Linked DNA regions of Homo sapiens: all the other regions are linked to region 4. A link is an interaction called in ENCODE POLR2A ChIA-PET data of the cell type or tissue named here. Cell type or tissue: GM12878. All regions are shown on one strand. Each heading gives the region's core, and the rest is flanking DNA. Links, peaks and the distances in the headings are about the cores only. Region 1 has its middle 43 kb from the start of NEDD9. Region 2 overlaps LOC105374928 (a long non-coding RNA gene). Region 3 overlaps LOC105374928 (a long non-coding RNA gene). Region 4 has its middle 150 kb from the start of NEDD9.

Region 1 (7,775 bases), core at 1,447-6,446, 110 kb before region 4:
TCCATTTTCCCTGCTTCAGCTGCCTTTGGCAGAACAGAAAGGTCTGCTCAGGCAGTGTGAAGCTGGCCTTGTTGCAGAAAGATCTGGTAGCCTGGCCAAGTCTGGTCTTAACAGTTAGCAGGTGCAATCTGAGCTCTTGCACTTCTTGGAGGGCAACTTTCCAGCAAGAGAAGGGCCAGTAGGTTCAGTCTAAGCAGCTACAAGGGCCCAGTGTGGGGAGGGAGTAAACATATCCAAGGAATTGAAGAAATCAAGATAAAGTCTTGGGCCTCAATGGCTTCATCTTCATAGTCCTGCATTAAGTTTACCCCATACTTCTGTGTTTGGAAGGAAAAATGCAGTCTTGACATGGCGACATCAACTACATGTGGCTGAATCTGCAGCTTCATTCATTGGGGAAGTGGTATGTCATCCATTCCAAGGTTTTGACTTCCTCTCTACCTCTGCTCCCTCCTCTCCAATCTCAGCCATTTTCTCCAGCTGTTGTTGGTAAAGAAATGATAAACACGCACATAGCTGAAGTATGACAATATTATACAGAGCTGCATTTGGGCCCCTGCTATGTAAACTAGGCTCATGTATTGAAAAACCACAATAAGCAACAAGACACATCCCTTCTCTGAAAGCATGTTTCCGTCTAGTTCTCCTATCAAGATATTTTCCCAAGCACTTCTTAGGTGGCCCCACCACAGAAGAGAGCTGTCATATCAAAGGACAGCCCGGTGCAGAACTCGTGTGCCAACTCAGAGGACTCTCTCCCTCTGCTCCTTTCCATGGGTGCTGAGCCTGGGGACTTGGTTTACCTTTTCTCTCGTGCTGCAGATGAGGATCTCTGTGTCTGAAGGATTACTCATTATGTGCAGAAAACAAATCAGGTCTTGTCACTCCCTCCACCTGCAAATCTGTCTTCGTCTATCACAAATGGTAGTTCCTCTTGCTTTCTAATGTTCCATAGAAGAGAGGGGCGACTCAGTACAAGATGTAGAATTCACAGTCAGTACCTGACAGATGTTATACTTTTTAAAAAATTCAAACAAAACAAAATGATCACCTTCTACTTTTAAGGTTTCTGGCTACATGCACATTTGAACGCAGCTTGGTCTAGATTTGCTTTTTACATTTCTCTTTCATTGCAATGTTTCAAATTAAGGTAGGATGTGTGAGCAAAAGAAGGGGCAAAAGAAGAAGGAGAACGCTATCATCTGATGAATTTATTTCAAGATCGGTAACTGGGAAAATTCTCGTTTTGCACTAATAGTAGAAGGTGTGTTTCCTTTCCCCCACCTAACCTCAGATTGCTCAGTTCCTTGCCTCCCCTTCCACCTGCCTTGGTGTGCACAGACCCTGGAGGTGTGGGATGAGAATGGAGCTGCAGAGGAGTCTCCAAGGTGCAGAAAGAAAAGCCATGCCTGGGAGCCGCAGTTGGAAGCATCATTTCTTTGTTTTCGGCTTCATCCTGGTCACACTTCATTGCATTCTCCAGTGTGCAAACGGAGCGTTGTTTACCCATACAGATATTGGGTGGTTGTTGTTTTTATATGTTCTTCATAGCTGTTTGCTGGATTTTCCTCTGTCTTCTTCCCAGTTTGATTAATCACTTCCCTCTTGACCCTGAAATCATCAGCCTGTCTGTGCCAAAACACCGCCTCCCACAGAGATAGGGTCTGGTGAATATATCCGTCACATAGCTCTGCTTGTTTTCCAGTCTTCGTGATTAACAGGGACAAGTGGCTCTGTGCTGGCATCTGAAAAAAAGACACTCCTATTGCTTAACCGTTGCCCAGTTTAACTCACTTGAGGAAGTGATTTCTTGGGAATTGGCTAGGTGAAGGTTTATTGAAAGGAGTGTCCAAGATTATGATATTGGGAATTAAATAGCCAGGCAATTAACCATCTACTTTTCCTTATGTGAGTGTACTTTACCTAATAGATATATTCTTGAAAATGTGTATCCAAGTTGAGATTAAAAAAATTATAACTAGCACAGAGGTATCAGTTACTTAAGACTCTGGTTAAAATGAACAATTTGTTTGTAAATGAATAATCCCTCTCTAATTTAGTTTCTATAAAAACAAGCATTCAAAAGGGTTGAATTTGCTGAAAGCAAGGGCAACCTGAATCATGACAAGTGCCACCGATGCTGAGGTGCGAACGGCCGGGGACTGCGCCTATCTGTGTGCGTTCACCTGTGTTGCCCTCCACACAGTCCCCGCCTGTGGTCTAGCCTTCTACTCCCTTTCCGGCCGGCAGATTCCGTCTTGCCAGTGGCTTGATATGACTTCATTTATTTGAGGTTGTGAGTCAATGTTATCAAGATCCGAATTACCCTGGGCATTGTTCATACAATGGAAGGCCGAAATGGACACCCATGACATGTAGGGCAACCGTGAGTAGAGCCTCACTCAATATGAGATTGTTCCCTGGAAAATTCCTGTGTTCACCCGACAGCAAGTGATTCAGATGTCAAGATTAAGGAAAACGACTATGGGGGTGGACAGGTACTTTGACGTACTCTGACCTCTTTTTATAGGATTGGTTTCTTCTTCATTAGCATTTTCCCAAGTCGAGCAAAGAAATGTTGCCTACCTGAATGTCACGTCAACATCCAAATGTGCTTTTCCTCTTTCTAATGAAAGAATTCAGCCAAAGGCTGCAATGAACATGCTACGAGATACTGTTTCCAGGCAAAATCCAAAAGTTGTTTTGAGACCAAATCCTTTTTCCACTCTCTCTCCCTCTCTATGTCAAGCCCAAGAACCAGATGAGAATTGGAGTTAGTATTTGTTAGGAGCTTTTTGGAACATACCCTCATTTGCACATATCTCAATTTCCAAGTTTTACGGAAGTAATAATAGAGTATTTTGTTATAAAGGGGTATGGGATAGGGCTAAATGACCTGGGCTGTCCCTGTGATCAGGGAGTGTCCATGTCTTATGTTCTGAAGGGTGATGTGGGCCCCACTCTTCAGATTCTTCCCTGGACCTGGAAGGGGTACCCAGTCACATCTCACTCACCTGGCCCTCAGTGCAGACAGGGCTACAGCTGGTGCCACACTCTGGGCCCCTTTCACCAGGCTGTGAATGCTGTAGATCAACCTTGGTTTCTCACAAGCACCCCTAGGTCTATCCTTGCTCTCTGGGAGTATTAATGCTTTCCTTATTTCCCACTAATCAGTTATTCAATCAACTCGTTAATCCACTTCTGGGCCTGCTGGGCACAGAGCACTGTACTCTCTGTTGGGAACTGTACTCTCTGCTGTACTCACTGTACCAAGCTGAATAATACCTACTGCATCACAATAATATATGACCTCAGACCTGTTAGAATTGCTATTACCAAAAAATAAAGCATGAAAAAACCAATGATGTGTGTTGGTGAAGATGTGAATAAAAGAACCCTTACACACGGCTGGGGAAAATGTACACTAGTACAGTCCTTATGAAAAACAGTAGGGAAATTCCTCAAAAAATTAAAAATAGGACTACCATATGACCCAGCAATTCCATTCTGGTCTAGATATATACACACTTCTAGGTACAAATCTAAAGAAATGAAATCAGTGTGTCAAAGAGCTCTCTGCACCCCCATATTCATTGTAGCAGCATTGACAAGAGCCAAGTTATGGAATCAACCTAAGTGTCCAATGGATAAATGAATAAATGTAGATGAATAAAGAAAACGCAGGACATATAGATAGTAGAATACTACATATCCTCAAAAAAGGCCATCTTGGCATTTGTGACAACATGGGTGAACCTGGAGGACATTTTGCTCAGGGGAATAAACCAGACACAGAAAGACAAATACAACACGATCTCACTTACTTGCAGGCTGTAAAAAAGTGGAACTCATAGAAGTAGAGAGTAGAAAGGTGGTTATGAGAGGCTAAGGTTGGGGAGAGGAGGTACAGGGATTGAGGAAATGTTAGTAAAAGGATACAAAATTTCAGTTAGGAGGAGTAAGTTCAGAGAATCTATTGTGTGTCATGGTGACTATAGTTAATAGTAAAGTATTGCATACTCGAAAATTGCTAAGAGAGTGGATTTTAAATATTTTTACCCTAAAAAAATGATATATGTCAGCTAATGCATATGTTAATTAGCTTGATTTAGCCATTGCACAAACATTCAAAAGATCATGCTGTACATCATAAAATATACGCATTTCTTATTTGTCAATTAAAATACATACATACACACACACACACACACACATATATATATATACAAAATTTTTTTTAAAAGACCTCCTGCATGTTCTCAGCTAGTGAATGGTCTAGCAAGGAGGCCGACATGCCCACAGGCAGCAAGCTCAGCACTTTGTCAAGGGTGCTAGGATAGAAACAAGCACAGAGCAAACAGAGCAGGTGTGACTGATGAGTTAATGGTTTACTTGTATTAATGCTCGTTCAGTATAAGCTGCAAGCTGGGAAATTCTTCCAAGCCACTCAAATCACTCAGCATTGGACTTTTGCTTTTCTGGTGACACATCTACTCAAACTGGGGGAGGATGTTCTTGTAGTTATTGGCTTTGCTAAAGCAGCACCCACATTAAAAAAAATGAGAACCGAAGATAGGAAGCACATGTTTCAACCTCCTCAAACGGGAAGTTAGATTCTACTTTAGATAATCACTACTTTAAAGTGTTTTAATCATAAGAAATCATCTCAAGACATCATTAGATACTGATGGATCAATCTATAGTAAATTTGTGGAGATGTCATAAATTCAAAATTTCAAACAATACGCTAGATTTGGAAGTGGGAGACATCTTTCAGTTGTGCAAACAGAAACAGAGATAGATTAAGAAATCTAATTAAAACCTCCACCAATACCAATTAAAATGGAAATTACCTGGGAGAAAATGAGTCTTGATTAAGAGAAATGCCTGTGTTACAGATTTTTAAATGCAAGTTAATTATTATTATTTAGCTACTACTTAATTGGCATTCATTCTATGCTAGCCTGCATTATTGGCTCTGTGTGTGTGTGCATGTATGTGTGCATGCGTGTGTGTGCACCTGTGCACGTGTGTGTGTGCGTGCATGTGTGTGTGCACGTGTGTGTGCGCACGCGCACACATGCTGAGTCTTCTCTCCTTATCTAAAATGTAAGTTCCTTGAGGGTAGGGATTGATGGAATTCCTAGGGCCTAGAACAGGGGTTTGCAGGGAGTGGGTACACAGAGGGTGCTGCTGTTGCTGCTACTCACGCTTTTGGCCCACCTGAACCCAAATCAGTGCTTAAAATTCTGCCAAGTCAAACCTCATTAGGATTTTTTTTAACTTCAAACCCAGCTCTTTCTGGAGGTCCTGGTTCCCTGATTCTGATGCTTTTGCAGAAGGGCATCTGAGTACCAGAGGGGAACAGGATTGGTTCCACCTTCTCTCTTTACTCAGGAGAGCACAGTAGTAACATGTGCCAGGCTTCCAAGGGAAAACAGAGCCAAATAGTGGCCATTATTATAGCATAATGCATATGTGATGGGAAAGAGGGATTCAAAGGAATTTGGAAGGAACATAATGGAGGAACAAGGATGAATAGTTCAATTAGATCCTGGCAAAGGAATAGCTCTTTGGTTACAGGATCTGGAAACAAACAAACAAACAAACAAACAAACTAGTGATGGAAATGAAAATAGAGTCACTGCAGAGTTTCCAAGGCAGCGAAGCAAGTGTACCAGCACAGTACAAGAGGGCTCTGATGCCCGGGGGGTGCATCTGGAAGTGACTAATTTTCATTTGTAATATGGTGCAGTGGCAAAGCATGGGGCGGAACTATCACGCTGCAAAGACATCCACTGGGAAAGCCACCAGCCACTCTGAGCAATGTCTCTTGTCCTTACACTTAAAATGGAAGCTGCTGGAAGAAAAGGGTTTCTGCCTCTACTTACACCACTGAGTACTTGATAGGTAGTGAGACTATGGTTTTGGAGAGCAAATGTAAACACAGCCAAGAATGGCTACTTAAGTCAATAGTGGGAGGTTGGAAGAATGAAGCTTTTATTAGACAAAAGGTCAACATTCATGAGTGAGAAGAGAGAGGTGGCGTTTGGGGGTGGGGAAGTGGTGGAGGAAGAAATTCCAAAGCATGTTACAAATGGGGCTCAGGAATGTGTTTCAATTAGCAAAGGAAGTGAGCTAGGAGGTCTGAGTTCTGACAGGCATGGGCAGGGGGTGGAAAAGAGACAGAGGCCAGCTGGTGAGAAAAGGCTCAGAGAGCAGCGCGAACTAGTCCACAGGGATGAGGCACGTTGCCCTCAGCCCTGAGATTCTCAAGGAGGCTAGGACATCTTAAAAAATTGGACTTTTGCCCATAGCAGTGTTGAACCATCTCAGTTTGGTGCTAAAGGTCTGTGGTGGAGGCACATTTCTTCCAGCATGTGGGAACTTGAGGGGCAATTCTCTTTCTGATTCTACAGCGGATGTTGTGTAGCGTTCACCCACTCTAGGGCAATAGGGACTTTCTTTGGTGACTTCCCAGCTACGGAATGATTAGTAATAGCTAACTCGGCTGGTTCTTCTCCATTTGCCTGCCTCCCACCCACCCAGATTCATTCTCTTTCTTCCTTTGCCTTGCCTTGCCTCTTGAGAAGCTGAGCCTGAGGGCCACTTCTTTTCCACTCCCTGGCTTCTCACTGGATCCAGCCAGCGGGAGGGAGGCTCCTGCAAGAGGTCGGAGGCTGGAGGGAGAATGGGAGTCGGGTGCTTCCTCTCTGCTGCCTCCCTGCTTCTCTCCACAGCCTCAGCTTTCCCTGGGATCTCATAACACATCTTCTTCCCCTCCCGCTTCCTGTCCAGGCTAGTCAAGCTTCTCACTCGCCAGCCTCTGGGAACCACAGTAGCCTTGAATTGCGCTCTTTTCCCAGTTCGCACCTCTGCCTCTCCTCCTTGTTCATCTGAAGCGAATTCTGTACCCTGCCAGACCCTGCCTGTAACGCTGACTGTGCTGAGTGTTGTGACGTGCCAGACCCTGTCCCCAGCCCTCTCTGTGCACTGACTCACTGAGTCCTTCCAACACTTATAGATGAGGCTGGTGTTCAAAAAGGTTAAGATACTTGCTCGAGGCCACAGAGTTGAGGTTTGAACCTAGGTAATTGAGCTCTAGACCCCAAACACTTAACCACTGGTCCTTTCTACCTCTCTCCTAGCTTGAGGTCACATTGCTGAGGTACAGCTAAGAATGAGAAAGTTGCAGATTCGAAGAGCTCAAAATACATGCCAAAGGTTTATACACTAAAGCTTATTTGTAGGAAAATCTCTCAGATCATATTAACTCTTATTTTGTGCACAATTCTAACAGATAAGATACTGGATTTCCCATCTCAGTGGTTCTCAGCCTTGGCTACTCAACACAGTCACCTGGGGAGTTGCAAACTGTCCTCTTGCCTAGGCCAGTGAAAACACAATTCTGGAGATGGGACCCAGGAGATTTCAGCATGCTGCCAACATTCAGAACCACTGTCCTAGCCCACAGCGGCAATTACTAGAAGGCAGGGATTACAGATGGACAGGTCGGGAGATGTAAGTAAAGAGTAGCAGCTGACAGCTACACAAAGGGAGGATAAAGAGTTAAAAAAAAAAAGCAGGGGGAAAAAGGTTCTGATCTGGGTTCATTTAATGTCTGGGCAAACTACCCCTAGGTCTGCAGACATCTTATTATTTTTATTATTACATTATACTCATTATTCTGAGCCAGTTAAAAAATAGAAATATTGTCAATATACTTGATTGAAGTAAAGGCAATAGATACCTTTTGGAAAGTTGTCTTCACCCTA
Region 2 (7,775 bases), core at 1,689-6,688, 77 kb after region 4:
AGGAGCTGGTACCATTCCTTCTGAAACTAATCCAGTCAATAGAAAAAGAGGGAATCCTACCTAACTCATTTTATGAGGCCAGCGTCATCCTGATACCAAAGCCTGGCAGAGACACAACAAAAAAAGAGAATTTTAGACTACTATCCCTGATGAATATAGATGTGAAAATCCTCAAAAAAATACTGGCAAACTGAATCCAGCAGCACATCAAAAAGCTTATCCAACAAAATCAAGTTGGATTCATCCCTGGGATGCAAGGCTGGTTCAACATATGCAAATCAGTAAACATAATCCATCACATAAACAGAACCAAGACAAAAACTACATGACTATCTCAATAGATGCCGAAAAGGCTTTTGGCAAAATTTAACAGCACTTCAGCTAAAAACTCTCAATAAACTAGGTATTGATGGAACATATCTCAAAACAATAGGAGCTATTTATGACAAACCCACAGCCAATATCATACTGAATGGACAAAAACTGGAAGCATTCCCTTTGAAAACTGGCACAAGACAAGGATGCCTTCTCTCACCACTCCTACATAGTGTTGGAAGTTCTGGCCAGGGCAATCAGGCAAGAGAAAGAAATAAAGGGTACTTCTTTAGGAAAAGAGGAAGTCAAATTGTCCCTGTTTGCAGATGACATGATTGTATATATAGAAAACCCCATCATCTCAGCCCAAAATCTCCTTAAGCTGATAAGCAACTTCAGCAAAGTCTCAGGTACAAAATCAATGTGCAAAAATCACAAGCATTCCTATACACCAATAACAGAGAGTCAAATCACTAGTGAACTCCCATTCACAATTGTTACAAAGAGAATAAAATACCATGGAATCCAACTTGCAAGGGATGTGAAGGACCTCTTCAAGGAGAACTACAAACCACTGCTCAACAAAATAAAGGAGGACGCAATCAAATGAAAGAACATTCTATGCTCATGGATAGGAAGAATCAATATCATGAAAATGGCCATACTGCCCAAGGTAATTTATAGATTCAATGCCATCCCCATCAAGCTACCAATGACTTACTTTCTTCACAGAATTGGAAACAACGACTTTAAAGTTCATATGAAACCAAAAAGGAGCCCACATTGCCAAGACAATCCTAAGCAAAAAGGACAAAGCTGGAGGCATCACACTACCTGACTTCAAACTATACTACAAGGCTACAGTAACCAAAACAGCATGGTACTGGTACCAAAACAGATGTATAGACCAATGGAACAGAACAGAGACCTCAGAAATAACACCACACATCTACAACCATCTGATCTTTGACAAACCTGACAAAAACAAGCAATGGGGAAAGGATTGCCTATTTAATAAATGGTGCTGGGAAAACTGGTTAGCCATATGTAGAAAGCTGAAACTGGATCCCTTCTTTACACCTTATACAAAAATTAATTCAAGATGGATTAAAGACTTAAATGTTAGACCTAAAACCATAAAAACCCTAGAAGAAAACCTAGGCAATACCATTCAGGACATAGGCATGGGCAAAGACTTCATGACTGAAACACCAAAAGCAATGGCAACAAAAGCCAAAATAGACAAATGGGATCTAATTAAACTAAGGAGCTTCTGCGCGGCAAAAGAAATTACCATCAGAGTGAACAGGCAACCTACAGAATGTGAGAAAATTTTTGCAATCTACCCATCTGACAAAGGGCTGATATCCAGAATCAACAGACTTAAACAAATTTACAAGAAATAAACGACCCCATCAAAAAGTGGGCAAAGGATATGAACAGACACTTCTCAAAAGAAGACATTTATGCAGCCAACAGACACATAAAAAATGCTCAAAATCACTGGTCATCAGAGAAATGCAAATCAAAACCACACTGAGATACCATCTCACACCAGTTAGAATGACAATCATTAAAAAGTCAGGAAACAACAGATGCTGGAGAGGATGTAGAGAAATAGGAAAGGTTTTACACTGTTGGTGGGAGTGTAAACTAATTCAACCATTGTGGAAGACTGTGGCAATTCCTCAAGGATCTAAAACTAGAAATATCATTTGACCCAGCAATCCCATTACTGGGTATATGCCCAAAGGATTATAAATCATGCTACTATAAAGACATATGCACACGTATGTCTATTGCGGCACTATTCACAATAGCAAAAACTTGGAACCAACCCAAATGTCCATCAATGATAGACTAGATTAAGAAAATGTGGCACATATACACCATGGAATACTATGCAGCCATAAAAAAGCATGAGTTCATGTCCTTTGCAAGGACATGGATGCAGCTGGAAACCATCATTCTGAGCAAACTGTCACAAGAACAGAAAACTAAACACCGCATGTTCTCACTCATAGGTGGGAATTGAACAATGAGCACACTTGGACACAGGGTGGGGAACATCACACCCGGGGGGCCTGTCGTGGGGTCGGGGGGAAGGGGAGGGATAGCATTAGGAAAAATACCTAACGTAAATGACGGGTTACTGGGTGCAGCAAACCAACATGGCACATGTATACCTACGTAACAAACCTGCACGTTGTGCACATGTACCCTAAAACTTAAAGTATATATATAAAAAATACTATTCAGTAGGATTTTATTAATTCTGTATGTTAAGAATATGCTGTATGCATTAACTTTTCATTTACTGAGCAAAAGTTTTTTGATTTTGGTATTTGGTTAATAAATGAACAATAATTTTATTCTATAATGTTCAGAATATTTTAGAATTCATTTGGTGTTGTCGAGCAAAAAATTTATGAAAGGATATAGCTCATTTATTTTTCTTTTCAATTATATTTCATGAAGTTCAAGTGTGAAGGTATAGTTTGTGCTCATCAATTAATATATCCTGTCATGCCTAAAAATGTTGGATTTATACTTTTCTATAGTCCTAATATTTAACTTGAAAATCTTCTTGGGGACTTCTTTTAAGTTCAGTGTTTCTAAGAAGTTCTTAGTTTGTTAATTTTTTTCCAAGCTGATTTAGAAACTTTTTGAATGCATCTTAAAATTTTTTGAAGAAATACATTTTTTCTTTGTGTGCTATAAAGTACTCCAGTACTCCTTTAGAATACGTGTATGAGGTAACAGAACTAACATCTTTGTGGAAACTGCTTTTCTTGTGTAGTTACCTTATTGCGCCTATTGTGTCTGGGAGAAGTCACTGATTTTTCTGGATATTCTCCAAATGTCTTTACCAGTGTTTAGCATTATAATAGGAGTCAAGTCTTTTTTTTTTCCACTATAATTTCAGATCGTGAATGTACTCCAGAATAAATATAGTACATAGTTTGTCTTTGCAATGCAAAACCTCAGTCATGTGCCTCCCCACCCCTCCTGGGGGTTAATATTAGGAATTAGAATAAGTCAATGAAATATGGGAACATATTTCATGATCTCACTCATGGCCTGCTTGAGAGGGCCTGAAATAACTACTGAGTAAAAAATAATATTAATCTTAATTGAATTTTCCTAAAGTTAATTGTGATAATGGTTATTTTTCTACTAGGTAAATCAACTGCTTTTTTGAGAATAAATGCCTAAATGAAATCCTGCTTATTTCAATCTATTTAATGCATCTTTAACCTTGAATCAGCATTAGAGTTGTGGCTGTTTTTATTATTATAATTTAACCTCAGTTTTAATATCATATTTAGATTAACTATTTAACAGCTGAACTTGTAATAGCTGTGCATGTTGAGGGCCGCTTCCTGCTAATACCTTTGATTTTCTGTCTGGGGACTTCCTTTTTGACCACTGGGGCATGAATGCCCTGCTCATACAAAGGCTAAGCCAGGAGTGCAGGGGAATTAACTTCAGAAACAGCTCACAAGCAGTGTTAAGGGGGAAGCTAGTAATGACTATCACAGTTTTCTCACCCCTTCATCTGATTAACTTTGAGGCATATTCTACCTCAGTACTTTACAAACTTTATCATTTGGGGATCCTGTTAAAAATTCACATCCTGATTCAGTGGATTTGTGGTAGAGCTTCAGATGATGATGATGATGATGATGATGATGATGATGATGATGATGATGGTCCGCTTTGAGTAGCAGGCTCTACACTGTCTCTCAGAATTCCCCAGTGGAATTCAGCTTCATTTGCCCTCAGTGGTAACTTTCTTGATTATTCTCCTTTGGTTGGTTTTCTTCTCTTGCCTGTTTCTCACTTCTCTATTCCCCTACTAGTGTTTCCTACTTGCATGTGAATTCTTATTTCAGGTTGCTTCTGGGGTAACCCAAGCCAAGAATATGCATCTATCTATTTATCTATCTGCTCACCTATCCATCCATCTATTCATCTACATCTATCCATCCATCCATCCATCCATCCATCCATCCATCCATCCATCCATCCATCCATTTACCTATCTATCTAGCTATGTAATGCATTCATCTATCTTCTATTTATCTATTTATGTAATCTATTTATCTATCTTATCTATCATGTGTCTAATATATTCATTTATCCACCTATCTATTCATCTACCTAATCTATTCATCTATGTATCTACTATTTATCTAATCTATTCATCTATCCATCTATCTAATCTGTCTACCTACTTACCTACCTATCTGGAACATAGCAACAGAGCACAGCCTCTTAAAAAATCCAGTAAATTGAAGAGCTGAAAGAGAAAGAATGAAGACATACTGGAGGGGGTGGAAAGGAAAAGTTGATGACTACCACCTAAAGGGACTTTTTCTTCCTCCTTGTGTCATTTTCAACAGGATGTGGTATCATGGAGCTCTGGTGAAAGAAGAGACTAGGCAGTTAGCTATGGCTACATAAATGGGACAGCTCCAGAAGTCCATGGAGGGATCCCCTTTCTACTAGGAAAGATGGGCAAGGACTTTATGCCTGATTCTATTATTCAGGGCACATTGCTGACAGGGTTGGCCAGTGAGGCCATAGAGAGAAGGCAGGCCAAATGCTAATCTTGGAAAGGACGGAAATCAGCATAAGCAGAGAGACACAGGGTGAAGTGGTAGCGGAGAGCGGATGCCACAGTGTGTGGGCTTGTGGGTCAGCCCTATTAAAGGGAGGAAATCAGTAAATGGGCTTGCAGATGGTTACCCAAGATTTCTTCATGACTTTGTGCAGCCTGTACAATGTATGCTCCTTATCTTGTGGGAGTGTAATTGAGAGCCCTGGACTTCCTCAGCTCAGATCCCAACTCTGCCACCTCCTGGTTATGCTACCTTAGCATGTGTATTCAACCTCTTTAAGCATCGGTCTTCCCATCTATGTAGTGGGGACAGTAATTCCTATTTCATGGGATTGTCATAAAAATTAAATGAGATATTTTGTACAAAGTGCTGCCTTTATTACAGCTGGAGGATAAGAGAGCAGCCCTGATACTGTAAATATTCCCAAGAATGATGAGGAAATGACGGTGGACCTTTTACTTGATTCCAGCGTTATGAACACACACACACATACACACACAGATATAAGCACACATATGTTTAATAGCATATAGGTAGAAAGCCACAGGAGCGGTAATACCCTGATTATGTAAATCAACCCCAGCTCTAACAGCTAAAAAACCCTACTGCTGCTCTTAGCTATGCATGAAATCACCCCCATGAAACTTCTTTGAATAAAGCAAACATCTGTTCTTGGTGGAATGCAAAAGAGAAACTTTATTTGAAGTTCCTGCTTCCCCTTCTCATTAAAAGTATTTCGAGCACTATTAAAATAGTTTCTGCCAAGAGCACTTTTTGTGCTCTTCAGTTTCTTAGGTTCACTGGCCTGAGAACCAGCATTCAGCATTCTTAGTCCCACCATAGCTGGGAGTCTGGGGTCTGGGAAAGGGATAGAGTCAGTTTGTTTTTGCCATCAAGACCCTCTGATCGCCTCAGATGGTCTCACCTGCTATTGCTTCTTTCCCGTCCTGACAGGTTGATATTCTGGAAGCAAGATCTTGGAAGGCCAAGGACAGGTCATTTCTTAGGACTGTGCAAAAGAGAATCAGTCTTTACAGTAAGCTATTTGATTCTAGTAGTTCTTTCATCTCAGTCTTTTGAAAGCAACTTCCCCTCTTTAACCAACACCTGCCATGGCCTCTTCATGAGCCGAAGAAGGTGAGTGCTGATGGAAATCCCAGATGTGGCCAAAACTCCCCAGCAGCAGACAGGTCAAAGGTCTTTTGTACCCTTTCCCGTAACGGGTGGCACTTGATCTTCAGAGTGGCTTACACTGTTCAAGAGGGTTTGAATCATAAGACATTTGGGGTTAAAAAAAAAAACCTGTCATTTTGCATTTTGATTTTTGTAGAGCCAACTACAACGTATTTGAAAATTGTGTTCTTGAAATAAGCCTGTAATAGTAGGTGTCAAAAGTATCAGAGATAAAATGTCTACTCTTTTAGTGGCGTAAGTTGTCGTTGTTTCAAATTACATTTCCTTGTACTATATGATGGATGTACTATGCACACACACTTTATCACACACGTGTGTGTGTGGGAGTGGAAATGTGTAGGTAGTCAGAGAGGGAAGAATAAAGAATTCATGCTAATGTCTAAATAAATGAATTAATTAGTGAAATAAATAGATTCCTGTTTACACTATACTACAATTTTTAAGGATAACCAGTTGTTAATTAATACACTGGACTTGAAGGAGACTCATTTGTGTTGAAACATGAAATGTTTGTCCTCTCTCCTTCTCCCTCCCACCTGGAAAACATGAAAGATCTGCAACTCACACATACTAGTGTAATTTAAACACACTTTGAAAGAATTGATAGGCTGGGCGTTGTGGCTCACGCCTGTAATCCCAGCACTTTGGGAGGCTGAGGCAGGCGGATCACGAGGTCAGGAGATCCAGACCATCCTGGCTAACACAGTGAAACCCCGTCTCTACTAAAAATACAAAAGAATTAGCCAGGCGTGGTGGCAGGCACCTGTAGTCCCAGCTACTCGGGAGGCTGAGGCAGGAGAATGGTGTGAACCCGGGAGGCAGAGCTTGCAGTGAGCCGAGATTGCGCCACTGCACTTCAGCCTGGGAGACAGCGAGACTCGGTCTCAAAAAAAAAAAAAAAGAATTGATAGGCAGCAATTCTAACCTAAAGGGTTCATATTGAAACCACTGATCATAGATATCTGAATAGGTCCTAATTAATGAGAGAGTGCAACCATTTTCTGCTTGAGGGAATTGCCCATGTTCCAGACTGCAGACTTGACATTCACATGCCATGAGAAAACATGGATTCAAATACAGAGACCCTAGGCTATTTCCTGGAGCTCCAACGATGTCATCAGAAACAAAAATGTTCCATTTGACAACCATGAGATTTGACACTATTGACCTACATGGAAGTTTTTAACACTGCCACTCATTCTGCCATGTGTAAAGGGGTTCAGCAGGGTGACCTCAGGGATGCATACATGCATTTTCTCCACACGTCCTCCTTAATTCAAGGATCATATCTGTGGCTCCCCTAGCAAAGAATCAAAGGCCAAAGGTGGGTGGCCCAGACTCTTTCTCGTACTGGGGAACACAGGCAACAGCTGCGGCATATCACTGAGCTTGGCTGCTGACAGGGAAAAGCATTGATAATTTCATCAGATCTCACAGATCAGAAACAACAGAATACCCTCCCGCTAATTGGTGGCCACCGTGACCGCTATAGTTGGTTTGATTGAAATCAGTATTTAAATGATATTTTTAAATTGTGGTGAAATACACGTAACATAAAATTTACCATCTTAACCATTTTTTTAGTGTATAGTTCAGTCGTGTTAAGTATGTTTACAGTGTTGTGCAACCAATTCCAGAACT
Region 3 (7,775 bases), core at 800-5,799, 85 kb after region 4:
CAGGGATCCCTTTGGATCCATGATACTCATTAATATAGCTGAGTGGAGTTAGAGAATCTGTAGGCATGGAGCAGAAAGAAAGCTTAGCCAGTCTAAAAGTTGATGTAAATTTAAATCTTGGACTCCTTAGCACTAAATTTTCATTGCCCAGACTGTTCCAGCCAAGATTCACTGAGTGGATATTACCCAAAAGTTCCACCCTTATTGATAAAACAGTCATGGCTAACACTTGCATAGTGTTTAAAATGTTCTAGACCCCATTTTTAAGCTACGTACACTATCATCATCATAACTGTTTTACAGATGGGAAAATGAGTCTGGGTAGTTAAGTCCCTTGCCTAGTGTATGCAGTTAGTCGGGGCTGGTGTTTGAATGCAGGTAGTTTCACTCCAAAGTTCACGCACTTCACCATGATACTGTGGACATACATGGATAGATGTATATGGGAAAGTATATGATTGGGTGTTTTGGCAATCAGCAATAAGAGGAGACACATTAGAACTCCAAATCAATATTGTTAAAGAATGGTGCAACACACGTATGTTTATTGCGGCACTATTCACAATAGCAAAGACTTGGAACCAACCCAAATGTCCAACAATGATAGACTGGATTAAGAAAATGTGGCACATATACACCATGGAATATTATGCAGCCATAAAAAATGAGTTCAGGTCCTTTGTAGGGACATGGATGAAACTGGAAATCATCATTCTCAGTAAACTATCGCAAGGACAAAAAACCAAGCACTGCATGTTCTCACTCATAGGTGGGAATTGAACAATGAGAACACATGGACGCAGGAAGGGGAACATCACACTCTGGGGACTGTTGTGGGGTGGGGGGAGGGGGGAGGGATAGCATTAGGAGATATACCTAATGCTAAATGACGAGTTAATGGGTGCAACACACCAGCATGGCACATGTATACATATGTAACTAACCTGCACATTGTGCACATGTACCCTAAAACTTAAAGTATAATAATAATAAAATTTAAAAAAAAATGGTGCAACAGCATAAAATAGAAAGTCCTCTGGTTTTCAAGTTGCACACAACTAATTGGAATCCCAGCTCGGCCAGCAGCTATTTGATAACACTGACCAAGTTTTTATCCTCTTGGCTTCAGTTTCCTTATGTGAAAATGAGAATAATAACATCCACTTAACTCAGTTGTGGAAAATTAAGAAAATAATGTTGTCAAGTGCTTAGCTTATAGTAGGTACTCAATAAATGTTAGTTCTCTTCACTCTTTTGGGGCAAGAGAAGAATGTGATCTCAAAAAACAGAAATATGTTGGCTGGGTGTGGTGGCTCATGCTTGTAATCCCAGCACTTTGGGAGGCCAAGGCAGGCAGATCACGAGGTCAGGAGATGACACCATCCTGGCCAACATGGTGAAACTCTGTCTCTACTAAAAATACAAAAATTAGCTGTGCATGGTGGCTCGTGCCTATAATCCCAGCTACTCGGGAGGCTGAGGCAGGAGGATCACCTGAACCAGGGAATAGGAAGTTGCAGTGAGCTGAGATCGCGCCATTGCACTCCAGCCTGGTGACAGAGCGAGATTCCGCCTCAAAAAAACAAAAACAAAAAAACAAAACAGAAATATGTTTTCATAAAGGCATATGTTGCATAAACACTTTTTTAAATGATTGCCATTAAATATGAACACTTATACCACTTTATTTTTCTTGTGTACACGGAACTTAACATTTTAATTGCCTCCTCTCTTGTGTTCTGCCAGAATCTGTTCACAAATGCAAGAGACACGTGATGTTGGAAACCTAACAACAGGTCCTAGTAAAATCAACCTTGTATTTTCTTCAAGTGGAGAAAGAGCTTTAAATGACAAGATAGGGACTTTGTTAATGGGCTAAATCTACGTTGTCTTTTCCTTGCCCTAGAATTCCATGCCTTTGAATATTTGTCATAAGTCAGCAAGGGAAGTGCTGTCTCTCAGGCTTCACCCAAGGTCATTGTTATGTTTTAGCAGCCACATAATCAAAGTCTTGCCTTTTCTTTTTATTTTTAAAAAATAGTGTAACAATCTAATCAATAGAAAATGCTATAAGTACATTTTTTTGATAAAATAATACTCACATGGAAGCTTAGATATTATTTGTCCAGTTAGATAAGTTGATTCAATAATAACCACACTTGTTAGGATAGTGTTGCACAAGGAAAAATGTCTTCCCATTGCCCCAGTACTCTTTGCTTTGAAGATATACACAGTAAGCCACCAAAGGGCCAATGTGAGATGCACAGAAATTCAGATCTGCCACTTTTTTTTTTTGAGACGGGTTCTGGCTCTGTTCCCCCAGGCTGGAGTGCAGTGGCACAATCTCAGCTCACTGCAACCTCCACCTCCCGGGTTCAAGCAATTCTTCTGCCTCAGCCTCCTGAGTAGCTGGGATTACAGGCACGCACCACCATGCCCAGCTAATTTTTATATTTTTGGTAGAGACGGGGTTTCACCGTGTTAGCCAGGATGGTCTCTATCTCCTGAACTCGTGATCTGCCCGCCTCGGCCTCCCAAAGTGCTGGGATTACAGGCGTGAGCCACTGCGCCCAGCCCAGATCTGCCACTCTTAAAAGGAAGGTAGAGAAGAAGTTTCTTCATAGAGATTGAAGGATAGCATATATCTTTATGTGGAGACTTACATCTCCATACATGTATAGACAACAAATATTTCCATGTTGTTTCTCACTATTACCCCTCTTTTCTTTGTAATGTTTTTCTTTGAGCAAAAAGTTTAACTCTTTAATTTGTTTCCTCTGTATGATGTTTAGGGATTGATTTCCATTAAATATCAAAAGAATGGCAAGTTCAAACAAGCTTAAGAAGCTATGGAACTGTCTGTAAGATGGATTCTATTTTCCATTTGTGCACGAAATACCTTGTTATCCACATTATTTGAAGTTCTAGCCTACAGAGAGATAAGGACATTTGATTGAGTGTGAAAGGTAGGAATGGAAGTGTGGGTTGTTTAACCTTATTGGACTCTGTTGTTGATTTCCAGATGGCAAAATGCATGTCCAGCCTCCAGTGACGCTGCATGGAGGGTTGGTGCTTTACTGAATGAAAGTGTTAACTGGAAAAACTTCCCTTACCTGGAAACAGATGAAGTCCTATAACTTTTAAGACCTGGCTCTTTTTGCGTATTATGGTAGTTTGTGCTTTCTGATATCTTTTCTTTCTTTCTTTCTCTTTCTTCCTTTCTTTCTTTTTTTGAGACGGAGTCTTGCTCTGTTGCCAGGCTGGAGTGCAGTGGCATGATCTCGGCTCACTGCAACCTCTGCCTCCCAGGTTCAAGTGATTCTTCTGCCTCAGCCTCCCAAGTAGCTGGGACTACAAGAGTGTGCCACCATGCCTAGCTAATTTTTTTTGTATTTTTGGTAGACACGGGGTTTTACCATGTTGGCCAGGAGGGTGTTGATCTCTTGACCCAGTGATCCGCCGGCCTCGGCCTCCCAAAAGTGCTGGGATTACAGGCATGAGCCACCACGCCCGGCCCTGATTATCTTTTCTTGAACAATCATATCCCTTCTTTGGAGTGACTGGATGTCTGCTGTCAACATTTACATCAAATCATATTTTTCCCTTAGGCCAACCCTGCCCACAATCACTCTTGAACTATTAGGTTACTGCTATAAAACACTATTCACAAATTTTAAAAGGTAATTACTGTTTGCATCTTTAAGTTCTCAGGAACAATTTTGTTGGTTATTCTGCACCTTATAATATTAGTCTATTCCCATTTTAGAGACAAAACTAAGCATGAGATAGGATAGTGACTGGTTGAGAAGTTAGCAGTGAATTGTGGTTCAAGGTGAGAATTCACAGACTTTGGTCCACTGAGCCATGTTTCCCATGCTTACATGTCTGTGAAACAGCTGCAGCTGAAACTCTGAGAAATATTCTCTGCAAAGTGGAATATTTTAAAAGAACCAAGATCTCCTTCCCCTCTTCTCTTCATACAAGAATCTGCCCCATTTCTCATAGCTATTCACCCTCCTTGGTTTGAGCACCCTGGGACAGCAACTCATTGTAGATCCAGTATCTCCATTTGACAAAAGGTGCTTCTCCCAGTAGGGAAAGCCCCTAAAAATCTACTTCTTGGGCTTTGACATTGGCCAGTATTTTGGGACAAGGGTTTTCAGAAATAATTTTTCAAAGGGGAAATGTTGCATTCCTTAGCTAGATTATTGAACTGGAAGTTCGTGAGCCTTGTCCCTATAATTTATAAATCGGTTTAGTCCTTTGCATCTCAAGGTGTCATCTCTTTGCTTTTAACCTCTGTCATTTTTTCCTTTCTTTTCCCCTTGTTGTCTTCTTTCTCTCTGTATATGTTTCTATCATTTTTTTTCTTTATCTCATGTTTATATTTCTCTCTGGGCTGTTTTTCTATGTTTTGTCTTTGTACTTCTTTCCTTGCTCTTATTTACCTTTTGCCATAATTTCAGTGAATGTTTATTGGACACCTATTTCAAACTAAGGAGTGGGCTGAATACTAAAGAGATAGAATGAAAGTCTTTGCCCTTCAAGAAAATCAGCACTCTTGTAAAACCTGTTGCCTCTCTTAATTAACCATGATAGAAAACTGAGTTATCTTTCCTGGCTTTGTCTTATGTTTCTCACAGTTAACTGAAAAAGAGAAAGAAAATTAAATATGTTATATTTCCTATTGCAAAGAAAAAAAAGATCATCTAAGTGGGTTTGTTTTTTTACCTTTTTTTGACACCCAGTTGATTTTATATATTTTACACCAATGGGCCTTGGCTGAAAACAACATAATGAAACAGTGTATTCATCTCCACCTGATTCTTTTTCCTCTGGCATGAAAACAAAAATGTTAGGCCAGCGCGGTGTCTCATGCTTGTAATCCCAGCACTTTGGGAGGCCAAGATGGGTGGATCACATGAGGTCAGGAGTTCGAGACCAGCCTGACCAACATGATGAAACCCTGTCTCTACTGAAAATACAAAATTAGTTGCGCATGCTGGCACATGCCTGTGATCCCAGCTACCTGGGAGGCTGAAGCAGGAGAATTGCTTGAACCTGGGAGACGGAGGTTGCAGTGAGCCAAGATCGCGCCATTGCACTCCAGCCTGGGCAACAAGAGCGAGACTCTGTCTCAATTAAACAAAAACAACAAACAAACAAAATGCTAATAATATGGGTCAGGTTCTCTGAGATCCTATTGGTTCATCTCTCATCAGTAAGCAATGAAGCAGTGCCTTATGGTTGGCTTACATGCAGACACTTCCAGTCTTTCACGTAGTGAATTGCGTGAGACTAACAGTGCTCAGCCTCGGGCTTGCCTCAGAGCCACCTGGAGGGCTTGTTAAAGCACCTGTTTCTGGGCCCCACCCCTAGAGTTTCTGATTCAGCAAGTCCAGGCAGGGGCCTGAGAATCTGCATTTCTTACAACTTCCTGAGTGATGCTGATGTTGCTGCTTCTGGGACTAAATAGTTCAGAGACAATTTTGCGGGTAGGGTTTTGGTGGCAGATCTATTCACTTATCCTCATTTTTTTTTTTTGTTCAGAATAGTGAATCTTTGATGTAGCTTGAATGTTTGTCCCCTCCAAGTCTCATGTTGACATGTGATCCCCAGTGTTGCAGGTGGGGCCTGGTGGGAGGTGTTTGGGTCATGAGGTGGATTCCTCGGGACAGTTTGATGCCATTCTGACAAGATGGAGTGAGTTCTTACTCTTGGCTCCTGCAAGATCTGGTTGTTAAGTCTGCTGCCTCCTTCCCCTCTCTTTGGCCTCCTCCTCTCTTGTCCTGTGACTTATTTTCTCCCCCTTCACCTTCCACCATGAGTAGAAACTTCATGAGGACTTCACCAGAAGCTGAGCAGATGCTGGTACCGTGCTTCCTGTATAACCTGCAGAACCATGAGCCAAATAAATCTCTTTTCTTTATGAATTACCCAGCCCCAGGCATTCCATTATAGCAATGCAAATGGACTAAGACAACCTTTAAAAAAACTAATAAATAAAAATATCATTTAATACACTATTCTTTATTTTCCTATGAGTGAAGAGCATAAACATTATTCTCAAGAGTCTCAGAACTTCCAGCCTTGGCCAAGATACAAAGGGCAGGGGACCCTTCTTTAGATGCTACTTGGTGTTTGCACACCTCTCTCAGCTGTGTCAGACATTGCTAAGGAGCTTTGTAGTCAACTCTGGCAATATTGTTTTTTTAAGCCAAGGAGCAAAAACATGAGCATGGCTCAATATTAAATGTTGACTTTAAAGTCCTCCTGCTCTTACTGTTTTTGTAATTTAAAGAAATCTAATCCCTTCATATGGCCCTGCTGTGCCTCTCCCTGGCATCATATTTGTTTGGGCTTTGGAGTCAACATTAATACAATGATTTAAAGGAAAAAGAAAACAGCAACCTTAAAAGCCGGGGTTTCTTTTAGACCCAGGCCATGGACAGGCCAACCGTATGGGTGTGGATGTAGGACATCTGCATGTTTCTGCGAAGAGCACATGTGTGAGGGAGAAATGGGGAGCACTGGGGCCACCCAACTTATGAAACAGAGAAAGGCTTTACTGCTTAAAAACCTTAAGGATCAGGTCGGCAGGTGGCTTGGGTGACACAGGAAAGAATTTGGGGATTTAAAAAACCTACAAATGATGTTTATTTTTTATTTTTATTTTTTGAGGTAGAATTTTGCTGTTTTGCCCAGGCTGGAGTGAAGTGGTATCATCTTGGCTCACTGCAACCTCCGCCCACCCAGGTTCAAGCTATTCTCCTGCCTCAGCCTTCTGAGTAGCTGGGATTATAGGCACCCACTGCCACACCTGGCTAATTTTTGTATTTTTAGTAGAGACGGGGTTTCACCACGTTGGCCAGGCTGGTCTCGAACTCCTGACCTCAGGTGATTCACCCGCCTCAGCTTCCCAAAGTACTAGGATTACAGGTGTAAGCCACTGCACACGGCCTACAAATGATGTTTAAATGTTATTTAATACATTGAAGTCTCCAAGAAGACAGTTTTATTAACTCTCTGATTTTCAATTCACTCCAGTAATAGTGAACTTTTGCTTCTCAAATGAGAACCTTCTTAATTTTCTGAGACTAACTCTAAGCTCTAACTCTAAGCTGTTATAATATTTTTCTTTTTCCTTTTTTTTTTTTTTTTTCTTGAGACGGAGTCTCACTATGTTGCCCAGGCTGGAGTGCAGTGGCATGATCTTGGCTCACTGCAACCTCTGCCTCCCAGGTTTGAGTGATTCTCCTGCCTCAGCCTCCTGAGTAGCTGGGATTACAGACGCACACCACCACGCCCGGCTAATTTTTGTATTATTAGTTGAGGCAGGGTTTCACCATGTTGGGCAGGCTGGTCTCGAACTGACCTCGTGATCCACCCGCCTCAGGCTCCCAAAGTGCTGGGATTACAGGCATGAGCCACCGCGCCAATATTTTTCATTTGAACCATAAAAAAAATTCACTGTGAGTACTGAAAGTATTTTTTACTTACAAATATCATACTATTTTTTGTTTTTGTCTTTTTTAAAGACAGTGTGTCACTGTACCCTGCCCATGCTATCTTTTAAATTTATTCAGCAGACTCAACCTTTGGGCCCCAATGTAATGGCGTAGAGAACATTTCATATCAACTCATTCATCTTGTCTGTCCATTTGTTCTTGGCCTTGGTAGAACTGGAAAACTTCTGACACATAGACCTGACTGGGAGGGGGGAAATTTTAATGTTACAACCGAAGAACCACAGGAAGGGATATCCCAACTCTATT
Region 4 (7,775 bases), core at 950-5,949:
TACTACCCTGCATCACTGCTGGGACGTTTGGGAGCCACTGTGGGCAAAGTGAAGTTGTATATTTTGAAGACCAAAAAAGCCTGTAGCTAACAAGGGCAGCTTGGACCCCTGCTTCCTGGGATATCCAAAATCCATACAATTCCAGCCCAGTGGCACAGGCCAGGCAGGCCCTGGGTGGAAGGCACTGGGAGATGCAGCCATGCCCTTGAGGAGCCTGCGTTCTAGTGGGGCTTTCCTAGTCTTCTCTTAATCAAACCCCATTTTCCAGGGTTTGCCATATTCTGTGTGCTGTCAGGACTGTCAGCAACGTTTTTTTCTTTAAATTAACTCACTTTTGGGCCGGGCGCAGTGGCTCATGCCTGTAATCCCAGCACTTTGGGAGGCTAAGGTGGGCGGGTCACCTGAGGTCAGGAGTTCGAGACCAGCTTGGCCAACATGGTGAAACCCCATCTCTACTAAAAACACAAAAATTAGCCAGGTGTGATGGTGGGCACCTGCAATCCCAGCTACTTGGGAGGCTGAGGCAAGAGAATCACTTGAACCTGGGAGGCAGAAGTTGCAGTGAGCCACACTGCACTCTAGCCTGGGTGACAGAGTGAGACTTTGTCTCAAAAATAATAATAGTAATAATAAATTCACTTTTTTAAAACTTAAAGATTTATATTTTAAAAGAAATGTTTATACCATTCCTACAAATTAAAAAAAAAACAGGCCGTTGTGGTTTAATATAAGGTAACCATAAAAAGCAAATACAGGAAAATAAAGCCATGCTATTAATTTGTAGCTAGCTACCAGTGCCTGTTGATGGCTCCTAGCCTCAGATCGACTTTCTCTTGTTAAAACAGTAAGGAGCCAAGAGTTAGAGTAGCTTTAAGATCAGGTTCAATGTGATTTCATGCTCTATCTATGTATCTTGTGCTATATAAAATTCTCCTATTTGTGTTCCACACTTCAGAAATTTTCATCAAATGAGTTGTGAAGGTGACAGATAAGCAGGACAAAGTGAAGGTCATTTGCAGTAGGACGCATCTTCGTGCTGTGCGGGTTTGCATGGAGACATGTCAAGCCTAAGGTGCTCTCCATGCTGTGCCTGTGCCCTTTCTCCAAGCCAAATCCAGAAGAGGAGGAGGAGGATCTTCCCCCACTACAACCCTTGAATGGATATGTGGGAAATCAAAACTCAGAGTCTAAGGTCAAATGGAGATGGAGCTGATCATTGGAAAACAGACGACTAAACTCTTTAAGTACCTACAGTAGTAGGTGGCCGGTGGTCTTAGCTTGGGTTCCCCCAGAAGTAGACCCCAATGCAGAGTTCGAGGACATGTAGTTTAAGAAATGATCCCAGGAAGCATTGATGGGGAGTGAAGGAGTATCCAGGGAAGGAGAGAAGCCATGAAGGGCCCCGCCACTGTGGGCAACTGGAGCTTGATTCCGTGTAGATTATTCCACTCAAGACTGAGGGAGCTGGAATATTTACAGCCTTTGAGGAGTTCATTTCTGGGAATTTTCGTCTGCCCTTTGGGCAATTACAGTTGTCCCTGTGTGGCTTGGAGAAAGCTCTCAGGTCATGAGATAAAGACTCAGGTTGTCAGCAGCCAGCTCAGTCACAGTGAGGCCTGGAGGAGGGAGGCAGGACACTGACTACTTCGGATACCCCTTCTCTGCCAGATGCTTAAATGTTTGCTATTCAATCTAATCCTTACCACAGCCATTCAAGATAGCTCTTTCCCCTTATTTACGTGTAGAGGAAGAGGCACCGGGAATTACATCATGTGACCCTTACAGCCTGTCCTCTCCTACACCTCTGCTTTTATATCTTCCTAGTCATCGTCTTCTTCTTCTTCTTCTTCTTCTTCTTGAGACAGGATCTCACTCTGTCACCCAAGCTGCAGTGCAGTGGTGCAATCATAGCTCACTGCAGCCTCGACCTCCTGGGCTCCAGCAATCCTCCCGCCTTAGCCTCCTGCATAGCCGGGACTATAGGCATACACCACCGTGCCCAGCTATCTTGTTTAAGTGGTGACGTACAAAGTGACAGCCACTAAATAGCTGTTAAATAAACTAACCGATTAACAAGAAATGGTGGAGCGCTAGCTAAACACTGATTTCACATCCTTTCTTTTCCACCAACTCCACTTTCCGCATTCTTAGAACCAGGAATGTCCTCGAAAGTAACCAAGCTTGGAAGAAAACAGAAACAAAGAAGAAAACTATTTGGCAGATTCCCAGTATTCTGTCATGGACAATTGCTCTTCACACCCCATGCTGGGTGGGAAACCAGCTTCTGGGCAGGGGAAGGAGGGACTCCCCATGCAGGAGTTTAAATGACTAGAGCGCCTACTCTCACTTCTCAACACAAGCAAAGGGAAAAGATTGGTGGCCGATCTCTGCATAGCTTAGAATTATGTATAACCCTTTCAGAACGATTGTCCCCTTTATGATTACAGATGGTCTTCATTTTGAAAAAATTTCAGCAAGATAAAAAATTTGCCTCAAGTCCTTGGTGGAAGAAAGGCAATTGAATGAATGAATGAAGGAAGAAATGAATGAATGGGCTAAGTGAAAGAATAAACATAGAGAAAAGTAAGGGTGGAGCTCTTGGGCGGCTCACTATGGACAGGGAGAACACAGTGTGCTGTCACTTGTCCTCAGCCCCTTGGAGATGATCCTAATGACTACAGGGATAGGACACGCACAGAATCCAATCCTCAGTCACCATTTCTCGCCAGTCAGGACTCATGTCCAAAGAGGCTGAAAAGGACGTAAATGATTCTAATCCACCATAAAGAATAAGTGACGGCCCACACTTTGAAGTACTGAAATAATTCAGGAAAAATAAAAGCTTAGTTGCTGTCAGGTAAGCTCTCTGACGACAGTAGGAAGAGGGGAGGGGCCATGTACTTACACACCAGGAAGCATCTACCCAGAACAATTTCATAAGTAGAAATCATGCTGGTTTGAATGTTGCACTAAAACCAGCACCTCCAGGTCAACTTGGAGACCGGGAGTCACTCATTCCTCTTCTGGGGCATGTGGAGGTCCTCCCTGCCCCAGTTGAGGAGTGTTCACAGTGGGGAAACACCACCAGATGTCTGGCACCAACTCAGGAAGTAGGAGCCTGAATGAGTCCCTCCTCTCCCACAGGCCACAGCAAGTGGCTGAGAACTCACCCAAGTGTAGGATGGAACCGCTGGTGGATCATCTTGCCTCCCCGACGCTCTGGCCCTCTCTGGGCAGGCGGGCGGGAGGTGACAGCTAGTCCTGCTGCATGCTCATGTTTCCCTCTCCATGCAGCGAGCGGACTTGCTTCTAGAGGCAGCTGTAAGCATTTCCCTACTGAGCAACCACACACGTCGGATGTGAGTGGCATATGTATGTGTGTGTTTTTCCTTCCGGTTGCTGTGAGGTGATGTTGTCTTGGTTCATTTCCTCTCTGTGCTTCTTCTTTTTTTTCTCTGTCATACTTTCTGATTCGCTGAGGACACTTTGTAGTTTAGGGACAGGTAAGAAAGCTTGTTCTCATCTGGCCTCTTTGCTATTTTTAGAAAGGTAGGTGATCTTTAAATTCGTATTGCAAGGAAATTTGTCAAAATGTATTCTTCTAAGTGGCATAAGCTCCCTCCTAGGCCGCACTGAAGCAAAAGTTAGGCTATTTCCAAGCCAACTGAATTGGGATTTTATGGTTTTATGGACTCAGTATGTTGCAAAGGGTTCCACTATTAATTGACATGAAACATTCTTTCCTATGACAAGTACTTATTGAGCTTGTACACTGGAATAGACACCATGCTAGAGGCTAGGTGCTCAGAGAGTTTCCTACTTACAATGTGGTATGGAAGCCTAGATCTGTGTATGTAGAAGGGAATTCGAAAGCCCAAACCCTTTGTCTTCTTCATTCTGTGCTTTCAAGTAGCAGACAAGTGGCTCTGAGACAAGCCTCCTGGGTTTGAATTATGGCTCTGCTCTTTAAACACTTCTGGCCTTTCTGTGCCACGGCCTCCTCATCTGTAAAATGGGAACAGTCACAGGATTGTTGTGAGAATTAAGTGAATTAGTACATGTAAAGCACTCCAAGAATGCCTGGCACAAATAGAGTAAGCGCAATATAAGTGTTTGCCGTGATCATTCGTGGCAACTTTGTATTATTATCAGCTGAGATCTTTGCTATTTTCCTACCCTTCCTCATTTTCCACTCCTTGCTCATGCCTAGCAAACGACTTGGGGACATAGAGGGTTGAGAGGAAAGAGAGAGAGGTGGTTTGATAATGGATGTTCCCCAAATGATCCTGTGGTGCTTGATGTTTCTGCTTCAACTCCTTCCTGCTCCATCATGAAGACAAAGAAAGGGCTGCCCTTGGTCCCACCCATCAGACTCAGCTCATGTATGTTGCACTCTTGTGGCATCTCTTTTGTTGTTGTTGTTGTTGTTTGTTTTGTTTTGTTTTGTTTTAATTTTCTGTAAGACTTCTCTGAAATTCATTTATTTTTAAATGTTTGAGCTGGTTCAAATCTTGCTAAAGAATATTCTGCTCATACAAAGGTGCCACACTTAAAGCAATAAACACTCAGCTCAGTGCCATGTACACTGGGTCTTATGAAGAAATCAATGACAAGAACATCGATATTAATCATCATATATTGTATATATTGTATACATATATTGTACCTGTTAAGTGCAATTAACAATATTCAGCAAGGTATGCTTTTATTCTTCTTTCCTCTCTTTCTTTCTCCTTACAAAACCATTCTTGAGTACATGCTATGTATCCACATCATTCCAGATTTGAGCTAGAATTATTCTACTCTGAAGTTTTTATTTTATAATACAGAGTGTTTATAATAAATTGATGGAGGTAGAGAAGTCTGGATAGTACATGTTTTATCAAAACGTCCTTTTATGCTTTTCCCCTTATACCGTATCAGGTAAGGAATTATTTTCTTCATCAGGCATTTAATTAGTATAACTTTAAATGTACAAACTTTAGAAAACATAATTAATAATTTTGTAGTATGACTTGAATATTAATGCCATCAAATTGTCTGCATAAGTCAGTTACACTCTAGAGATATTAAAAATGCTAAGCTTGGGCTCCTTTTACATAAAATACTTGAGACTGACAACCTTATTATCCTGAACTCTGTTTTTTCATCTTCATCCTATGGCTTCATTTCCCACTTCCAGCTGCCTGGACCTCCCACTGCTGAGTTTTTCAGAACAGAGAGCGAGCGAGCATGTCCTTCAAGGCAAACTCAGGAACTGAGACTTTGTCCAAAAACAGATCAGACTTATTTTAGAAAAACAAGTTAAATATTTTTCCCATTTGCAAAGATGCCGGTTTTCTATGTCTGTTTTCCTACTTACAGTGTTAGATTTTCTTCTTCTTCTTTGGTTTATTTTCTTTTTGATTAGTAGCAGGTTATGCTGCATGTCAACATTTTGGCAAACCACAGATGATTCTGACAAAAAACAAACAACTTTAATTTCTAATCACTCTATCCATTGAGGACAGGGCTTACATTTTCATCTTCATTTAAACCAGCTTCTTGACTGCTTTAATTAGCTCCTTCATGCCATCTCAGTTAGCTGGAATCTTAGCTTGCACCACAAAATGCTTTATAACTACCTGTGAAGCAGTAGCCAAACCCCAGGCAACTGTTTTGAATTTGTTATGGAGGTCTGGTCCAAGGAGCAGCTGTTGTATGGAGTGGAGGATGAGGATGGGGGAAGGAAAAGTAAGGAGAATTTGAGAAGACTCAAAGGTTGAGAAATCTATGGCCAAAGTGTGTGCACATGTGTGTGTGCATGTGTGCACGCATGCACATGTGTCTATTTATGATTCCATTTGCTTGACTCATTCCCCTCCACGATGGAAGACAGTATGAGCCATGGGGAATCAACTGCCCACTGAGGAATTTAAATGAAAATGCTCAAGGGCTGGTCTGGCAAATTTTAAGAACAAAGTTGTCTAGAATTATAATGGATGCCTCCTCCCTTCTTGGGAATGGGAGTTTGTCTTGTGGTTTTCATTTTTAGATGAGGAAATCAGAGCTCAAAAAGATCCCGTTCATTTTTTCCCATTCATTAACTATCGCATACCTGCGAAGTCTCCTGAGCTTTCCTGGGCATTCTCGATACCTCGCTCCACAGGACACCCTCCAGAAACCTGTAGCTCAGTGGGAGATAAGCCAGCAAGATAGCTGTTTCTGTTCATTAGTTAATTCATGATCTTAAAAGCATTATTTAACATGGGCTAAAATAAATAAAAAAGAAATGAGAATCAGTTTCTCCCCTAAGAGAGATGATAGTCTGGAAGGCATGGAAGAATGAGCCTTATTCACCTTCCTCTTCTGCTCTCTTGCCCTTATAAACCTCCTTTTCTCTCTCCCCTAACAGGACACCTTTGTCTTTTGCCTGTCTATTCTCCCAGTCCCTCAGCCAAGTCCTGGGCTCTCTAGCCCTCCTACATTGCCAGAACTCCATGACCTATTTCAGCAATGTGTATAATGTAGATTTCCTTGCTCTTGTTCTTCCATTTTCCACCCATGTCATGCACCAGAGCTATCCAGACTTACTGGGGAAAGTTAATAAGGCAACTTGTTTCCTTGCAAATTCTCCCCAATAATCTTAACTGAGGCCCTTCTGCTGCTCAAGAATTTTCCTTCTCATCTCCTGCTGTCTGTCAGGTCCCCTGTGGTATCCCTTCTAGACCTTTCTCATGTTCTAAAAGCTCTAAGCCTAGCTGTTGCCTCCTGTTATGCCTGGGGTAAGGTCTCATGATGGGAACTCTTTCAGGATGCCTCAAGATCCCTGCAGTTTCACCATTTCTTCCATACTGTTCCCCATTCTCTGTCCATTCTTCAGTCCTTTGAATTACAGCTTCAAGCATCACCACCCAATTAATAATGATAGTAAGAGCTATCATTTTAAATTTATATTAGCAGGAGGCAAACAACATTGGCAAAGATGAAACCATTCTTCTAGTCATAGAACAGCTGTTTGAGAAAACACGGGCACCTGGAAGAGCAAAAGGAAGAAAGACTGAACACTTTTAAAGACAGAAGTGATGCCAAATTGTAAAGATTCTGACTTATTGGAAGCATTCATTGCATTTAGGCATCTTGCAAACACGTATTTCTCCATGGTTTACACCCTGTTTGCCTACCCTTCCACTACATAATAACCATCTTTGACTTCTCAAAAAATACTTGGTAAAACTTAATTAGTGCTAATTTCTCTATAACTTTAAAATAAAATTTTAAAATCTACAAGTAATAAATTTATCTTGTAAAGAACTAACATTGCAGATGAGGTTCTCCAAAGTGTCTTTGCCCATCAGCCCTAGTTTTAATTTTCTCTCTTGCTTTGCCCACAGAGAACCTTTGCTATCGGTTTGAGGTACATTCTACTAAGACATTTTCAGGCATTCATATAAATATATGTCACCACTGCCAATTTGCAGTTGTGCACATGTGTACTACCCTTGCCCTTGAGCATGCATGTGCACACAAACAGAACCTGATACTGAAACCATCATACTGTACTATCCTCGGTTTCTGAGGGAACTGTATAAACTGCCGTTCTGGTTTCACATGAAACAGCAACTTGGAAACAACATCTTATTCACGAGAATGTAAAAAACAAAACTGCATTGCTGCTTTAGATGGTTGAACAGGTGAGGCTCCTCAGTTTATCTGAATCTTGTCCATTTGTTTTCTAAATACATAGAAATGTGGATTCACATCCAGCTGATTTACCTCTGGGTAGAGATTCCTGG

Evidence for each region. ChIA-PET counts read pairs that join two places held together with the same protein. Peaks named below come from ENCODE experiments on the same cell type or tissue, not always from the same donor. Only the 100,000 strongest peaks of a DNase experiment are listed, where the experiment ranks them.
Region 1: POLR2A ChIA-PET joins it to region 4 with 52 read pairs; 7 of 35 experiments call an interaction of 5 or more read pairs at or near these places.
Region 2: POLR2A ChIA-PET joins it to region 4 with 91 read pairs; 4 of 35 experiments call an interaction of 5 or more read pairs at or near these places.
Region 3: POLR2A ChIA-PET joins it to region 4 with 22 read pairs; 4 of 35 experiments call an interaction of 5 or more read pairs at or near these places.

What each region holds. Positions count from the first base shown.
Region 1 is chr6:11,271,353-11,279,127 of GRCh38, forward strand. It overlaps a transcript of NEDD9 not described here. Among named protein-coding and RNA genes, the nearest start is that of NEDD9, 43 kb to the left of the region's middle. RefSeq lists a silencer at 6,044-6,338 and enhancers at 6,236-6,305, 6,406-6,455, 6,466-6,565. In GM12878, for the core only: no CTCF peak of the experiment used is centred there; DNase peaks (open chromatin) are centred at 4,439, 5,949 and 6,419; H3K27ac peaks cover 2,931 bases.
Region 2 is chr6:11,455,391-11,463,165 of GRCh38, forward strand. All of the region lies in intron 1 of LOC105374928 (a long non-coding RNA gene), which reads left to right. Among named protein-coding and RNA genes, the nearest start is that of TMEM170B, 78 kb to the right of the region's middle. RefSeq lists an enhancer at 4,832-5,021. In GM12878, for the core only: a CTCF peak has its summit at 5,161 (motif pointing left); DNase peaks (open chromatin) are centred at 3,811, 4,861, 5,591 and 6,081; H3K4me3 peaks cover 1,437 bases; H3K27ac peaks cover 3,941 bases.
Region 3 is chr6:11,463,640-11,471,414 of GRCh38, forward strand. The region is part of intron 1 of LOC105374928 (a long non-coding RNA gene); the gene reads left to right. Among named protein-coding and RNA genes, the nearest start is that of TMEM170B, 70 kb to the right of the region's middle. In GM12878, for the core only: no CTCF peak of the experiment used is centred there; a DNase peak (open chromatin) is centred at 3,892; H3K27ac peaks cover 2,754 bases.
Region 4 is chr6:11,378,969-11,386,743 of GRCh38, forward strand. It overlaps a transcript of NEDD9 not described here. Among named protein-coding and RNA genes, the nearest start is that of NEDD9, 150 kb to the left of the region's middle. RefSeq lists an enhancer at 3,052-3,251. In GM12878, for the core only: no CTCF peak of the experiment used is centred there; a DNase peak (open chromatin) is centred at 3,373; H3K4me3 peaks cover 3,956 bases; H3K27ac peaks cover 3,452 bases.